Regions from separate parts of the Homo sapiens genome. Here region 1 is linked to region 2. Evidence: chromatin contacts called from ENCODE Hi-C or POLR2A ChIA-PET data. All regions are on one chromosome and are shown on one strand. The core of a region is the stretch at or near the end of the contact, and the rest is flanking DNA. Distances in the headings are between cores, read along the strand shown. Region 1 overlaps CD2 (CD2 molecule). Region 2 holds the start of ATP1A1-AS1 (ATP1A1 antisense RNA 1).

Region 1 (2,700 bases), core at 29-2,528, 350 kb after region 2:
GTAGCTGTAGGCCTGCTTTCATGGACTGAAGTCACACAAAGAAGAAAATCCTGAAGGGTGAGGAGAGGAGGAGTTCTTTCCCTCCTAAGGCCAAGAACATAGGTCTTGAATTTCTGAGAAGCGAGTAAATTTCTAAGGACAAAAAGTTCCTTGCATGTGTTCCAACCTCTTGCCGGAAGGTGGATTGCATGACAGTAGAATTGGGGGAAAGGCAGATCTAACATAGAAATGCCTCAGAAGGAATGTAGTTACTAATATCCTCCATGACTGCTCATAACCCCTTCCCATGCGCTCTAACCATGAGGTTCTTGCTCTCAGGGAACAATTTCTAGGTCAGCACAGAGGTAGGGTTCCAGGTCTGCGTGCTCTCTCTGATCATGGGAGCCCCAGGCACAAAGCCCTCCACCCATGTGTCTTCTTCCTGCTGATTCCTTGAGTTCTCTTGTCCTAGGCTTTCACTCTACCTTATGGTGAGCACTTCTTTCTCTCCTACAAGCTTAGAGTTCTCAGATAGTAGGGGCAACTTCTGCTTCCTCATTGCATCCCCCAAAGCAGCTAGCATGGCGCCTTGCATATAAAAGGTACTCAATATTTACATTGATTTCACCTGGCCAAGATGAACTCTATTGAGGTTTTGTTGTTGCAGATGAGGAGCTGGAGACAAGAGCCCACAGAGTAGCTACTGAAGAAAGGGGCCGGAAGCCCCACCAAATTCCAGCTTCAACCCCTCAGAATCCAGCAACTTCCCAACATCCTCCTCCACCACCTGGTCATCGTTCCCAGGCACCTAGTCATCGTCCCCCGCCTCCTGGACACCGTGTTCAGCACCAGCCTCAGAAGAGGCCTCCTGCTCCGTCGGGCACACAAGTTCACCAGCAGAAAGGCCCGCCCCTCCCCAGACCTCGAGTTCAGCCAAAACCTCCCCATGGGGCAGCAGAAAACTCATTGTCCCCTTCCTCTAATTAAAAAAGATAGAAACTGTCTTTTTCAATAAAAAGCACTGTGGATTTCTGCCCTCCTGATGTGCATATCCGTACTTCCATGAGGTGTTTTCTGTGTGCAGAACATTGTCACCTCCTGAGGCTGTGGGCCACAGCCACCTCTGCATCTTCGAACTCAGCCATGTGGTCAACATCTGGAGTTTTTGGTCTCCTCAGAGAGCTCCATCACACCAGTAAGGAGAAGCAATATAAGTGTGATTGCAAGAATGGTAGAGGACCGAGCACAGAAATCTTAGAGATTTCTTGTCCCCTCTCAGGTCATGTGTAGATGCGATAAATCAAGTGATTGGTGTGCCTGGGTCTCACTACAAGCAGCCTATCTGCTTAAGAGACTCTGGAGTTTCTTATGTGCCCTGGTGGACACTTGCCCACCATCCTGTGAGTAAAAGTGAAATAAAAGCTTTGACTAGACCCGTGTCTGCTCATTGTGTGAAGGATCCCAGTGTCGAGGAGAGGAAGCTGCCGAATAAGAAAGAGCCTCGCTGGTGTGACAGCAGGATCAAATTCAGTCAACTCAATCCGGCTGAGACCTCCTTAGTCCTCACCAGAATGACCCGAACATGCTCCCCAGGTCTCAGCTGCAAAGCTGGGTCCAACAACCTATTTGTAGATTTCCATAATGAATTAAAGCCTCCATGCACAAACGTTAACAGGAGTCACCAGAAAACTTAACATTTTAGGTCTTACTTTCTTGACTGTTCAGACACGGTCATAATGACCTGTACTGTCATCCTTCAAAACAAGGGAATCTATGGATACTGGAGGTGTCATGAACTCATCAGATGACATACAAAAAGATAGGCTAAGAGACAACTCAGTTGAATCAAATCTTAAGTGTCTTAAATGACTATGATTAAAAGGTCAGACCCCATCCCCAGCTAGCAGTCATGCAGCTGTACTTTGAGGGAAGTGGGGAGAAAAAAATAGTTTTCAGTTAGAGTTCTAAAACAATAGGTGGTGAGAAGGCACCTGCTTTGAAATGCTGGTGCCTTGTCTGTGGTCCTGTCTGCCCGCCTTCTCCTTGGCTTCTTAGACTTGCTAAACCTTGTTACACTCTGGCAGGAAGCTCTGAGGGCTAAACCACAAAAACTAAGTACATTCAGGACTTCCTGTGACAGCTCACTGAGGATTGAACTACTTTTTCCTCTGAATCTGAGAGTCTATTTTTCCAGCAACCAGAGTTAATTACTAAGGGCAATGATGAATGAAACCTCATCGCCTCCCAAAATTCAAACACAAAATCCAGCTAGGTAACAATTGCCACAGGATCTACCCAGTAGAGAGATGAGGGCTCTGGCCGGGCATGGTGGCTCGTGCCAGTAATCCTAACACTTTGGGAGGCCAAAGCAGGTAGATCACCTGAGGTCAGGAGTTTGAGACCAGCCTGGCCAACATGGTGAAACCCCTTCTCTACTTAAAAAAAAAAAAAAAAAAATTAGCCGGGCATCGTGGCACGCACCTATAACCCCAGCTACTCGGGAGGTTGAGGCAGAATAATTGCTTGAACCCTGGGGTGTGGAGGTTGCAGTGAGGTGAGATCGTGTCACTTCGCTCTAGCCTGGGCAAAAGAGCAAAACTCCGTCTAAAAAAAAAAAGGAGAGAGAGAGAGAGAGAGAGAGAGAGATGAGGGTCCTAGCTCTGCCCCTTTCTCATTCTTCATGATACCCATGAGTGATTTCATTGGCTATCTCACCAGAAC
Region 2 (2,700 bases), core at 50-2,549:
ACAGGCATGCGCCACCACATCCTGCTAATTTTTATATTTTTTGTAGAGATGGGGTTTTTGCATGTTGCCAGGCTGATTTCAAACTTCTGAGCTCAAGCCATCTGCCTGCCTTGGCCTCCTAAAGTGTTGGGATTATAGGCAAATGAGCCACCACGCCAGCCCACAATTCACTTTAAACACAAGTGAAACACATTTCATTAGACAGTGGAATAGACTTATGTCAATTTTCTTTTCTCTCTTATTTTACACAGTCTGATTTCCTGAAGACAGGAGGCGGGAGTAAGCTAATCAGGCCCTGAGTTAGCTGTTTCCAAGAAGCTTAGAGTGTCCCACTTACCTACGGGTTGCAGGGCCCGCATTGCCAGTAGGGCTGGCTTTTAGGGATGCTGCTGTTGGTGTGTGCTGTACTTGTTTTCTAGGATTGGGACAAGCTTCCTTGAGCTCCTGACTTTAGAGACCAGGTTTGGGAACTGATGGGTGCAGCAAATGCAAACAGACAGCAAACAGGCCAAAGAGGAGATTCATTCACTGAAGAGGGCCCTGGTACAGTACTGTCGAGGTTTTGCGGTGGCCTGGACACGGCTGGCTCCTTCGACTTACACAATATATCTTCTCTCTCTCTTACCTGCACTTATAAGAATCGGTGCTAAGGGTATGTGCCTACCACAGTGCAGCTTGTAGATTAATGAAGAAAGAATTGCTGCCACTTCCCAAATATTAAACGCCAGGTTCTGCCTATGCATATTCTCTCAACCTTCACAACACACCTACTAACTCCAGCTTACAAATGAGGAGACGAACCAGCAGGCTGTTCCAGGCGTCTGGTTGTAAGAGCAGTGGCAGTAGAGAAAATGATTTATTTTAGCACCAGCCACTGTGCTAATCCCTTTAGATATCATCTCATTTAATCCTTTTAACAACCCTGAAGCACCATCCTTATTCTAAAGGGACTTCGGACCTCTCTGCGGTCCACACTGTCCCCTGCTCGGTGCAGGAGTGTAGACTGGGACTGTTCCGTCTGGTGGTCTCCCCGACAAGGGTTCACCTGGAAACTGGCCTTTGGGCTGGGATTGGGACTCTGTACTTAGGCTGGCAGCCCATATTAGGACTGGGCACCGTGATAAGCACTTTCTTACCGCAAATGCACGATTTCACTCGGCCCTCACACACCCCACGAGGTGGGCACCGTCACAGTGCCATCTCACAGGCAAGGAGGCCAGGCCCAGGCCCTGAGGATGCGCCGCTCAGGTGGGAGCTTCCGGGGAGCTCGCGCGACAGCCTGGGGGAGCGCGGATTCGTCTCTGCGCTACGGCGGCTGCAGAGGGTCAACCCGCGGAGGCGGCGCTTCGCGGCGGGTCCTCGGCCTGAGGCTGTGGGATGCCTCCAAACCCGGCGCGGCCTCCGTCTGCAAGGAGAGCAGAGGGTCCCCGCCGGGAGCGCGCCCGGCTGCGGCCCCAGGCGGCCCTGCCCGCAGCCGCCACCTGAGCTTGGGCGCGGCTCCTATCTCCCACCCGCGCGTCGGCCAGTGAAGGGCTCCGTGCTTAAACATCATTCGTTACAGAAGTATTGCGGCCATCACACGGCATTTTAAAAACACGAATGATGATAAATAACTTTAACACTGCTTCCAATTCTGCCTCCAAGCACAGCATCATTACCATTTGCATGCGTTTCACTTCATTCGATTTCCATGTGTATGGATTTGTTTCTACATAGCTGTGGTAAAACGCACATACTAAACTGAATCCAGGGTTGTTTTCCACTTTGTAACATGAACATTTTCACCGTGTTAGTACTGACGCTTCCTACCTATAATTTTTAATGGCAGGACTTTAAAAAATTGGGTTGATACGCTGTCACTTCTCTGAGCATCTCGCAAATGTTCAACATTCAAGTGGCTTCCAAAGCTTCACGATTATAAATTATTCATTCTTTTTTGTTTTGTTTGGTTGTTTGTTTGTTTGTTTGTTTGTTTTTTGAGACGATGTCTCGCTCTTGTCGCCCAGGCTGGAGTGCAGTGGCGCGATCTCAGCTCACTGCAACCTTCGCCTTCCAGGTTCAAGAGATTCTCCTGCCTCAGCCTCCTGAGTAGCTGAGATTACGGGCATCTGCCACCACGCCCACCTAATTTTTGTACTTTCAGTAGAGACGGGGTTTCATCATGTTGGCCAGGCTGGTCTCGAACTTCTGACCTCAGGTGCTTCTCCCTCGACCCGGCCTCGGCCTCCCAAAGTGCTGGGATTACAGCACTTTGCTGCCCAGCCCATTCTTGTGTATAAAGTCCTTTCAGTATTGAGATCAGTTTCCTTAGGTTATATTCACAGGAGTGAAACTGCTAAGTCAGAATGTGAGCATTTAAAAGCTTTCAGTATTATTGCCAAATGGCTTTTCACAGATGACTCAGGGAGGTTTTGGTACTTGGAACACTGCTACTTATATCCCACTCCCCCCCCCCCCCACCAGGAAAACATCTAAAGTGCACTTTTTTTTTTTTTTTTTTTTTTTTTGTGAGACGGTATCTCGCTCTGTCGCCCAGGCTGGAGTGCAGTGGCGCGATCTCCGTTCACTGCAAGCTCCGCCTCCCAGGTTCACGCCATTCTCCTGCCTCAGCCTCCTGAGTAGCTGGGACTACAGGCGCCCGCCACCACGCCCGGCTAATTTTTGTGTTTTTAGTAGAGACGGGGTTTCACCGTGTTAGCC

The links. Hi-C counts contacts between places; a loop is a spot of excess contacts on that map. ChIA-PET counts read pairs that join two places held with the same protein, here RNA polymerase II (POLR2A). Pooled maps may share reads with other maps.
Region 1: a map of CD4-positive, alpha-beta T cell shows a loop between it and region 2 (6-fold over the local background). The contact joins the enhancer-like site here to the promoter of ATP1A1-AS1 in region 2. A Hi-C loop is called at or near these places in 1 of 168 maps with a recorded cell type or tissue (CD4-positive, alpha-beta T cell) and 1 of 50 pooled maps. POLR2A ChIA-PET finds 5 or more read pairs at or near these places in 2 of 52 experiments (CD4-positive, alpha-beta memory T cell and activated T-cell).

The regions. Positions count from the first base shown.
Region 1 is chr1:116,767,818-116,770,517 of GRCh38, forward strand. It overlaps CD2 (CD2 molecule), which reads left to right. Exons shown (of 5, transcript NM_001767.5): 5 at 647-1,412. The coding sequence ends at 966. Among named protein-coding and RNA genes, the nearest start is that of CD2, 15 kb to the left of the region's middle. RefSeq lists enhancers at 1,400-2,700, 1,400-2,699, 1,400-2,499, 1,832-2,361 and cis regulatory regions at 1,847-1,867, 1,935-1,958, 2,033-2,055, 2,130-2,161. Within about 2 kb of position 1,279, at least 5 of the 41 ENCODE cell types and tissues checked have a DNase peak (open chromatin) inside an H3K27ac peak, as active enhancers do; they include CD4-positive, alpha-beta T cell, where a contact is called at or near this core.
Region 2 is chr1:116,417,323-116,420,022 of GRCh38, forward strand. ATP1A1-AS1 (ATP1A1 antisense RNA 1) reads right to left here and starts at 1,300. Exons shown (of 3, transcript NR_027646.1): 1 at 1,137-1,300. RefSeq lists an enhancer at 1,125-1,419 and a silencer at 1,379-1,508.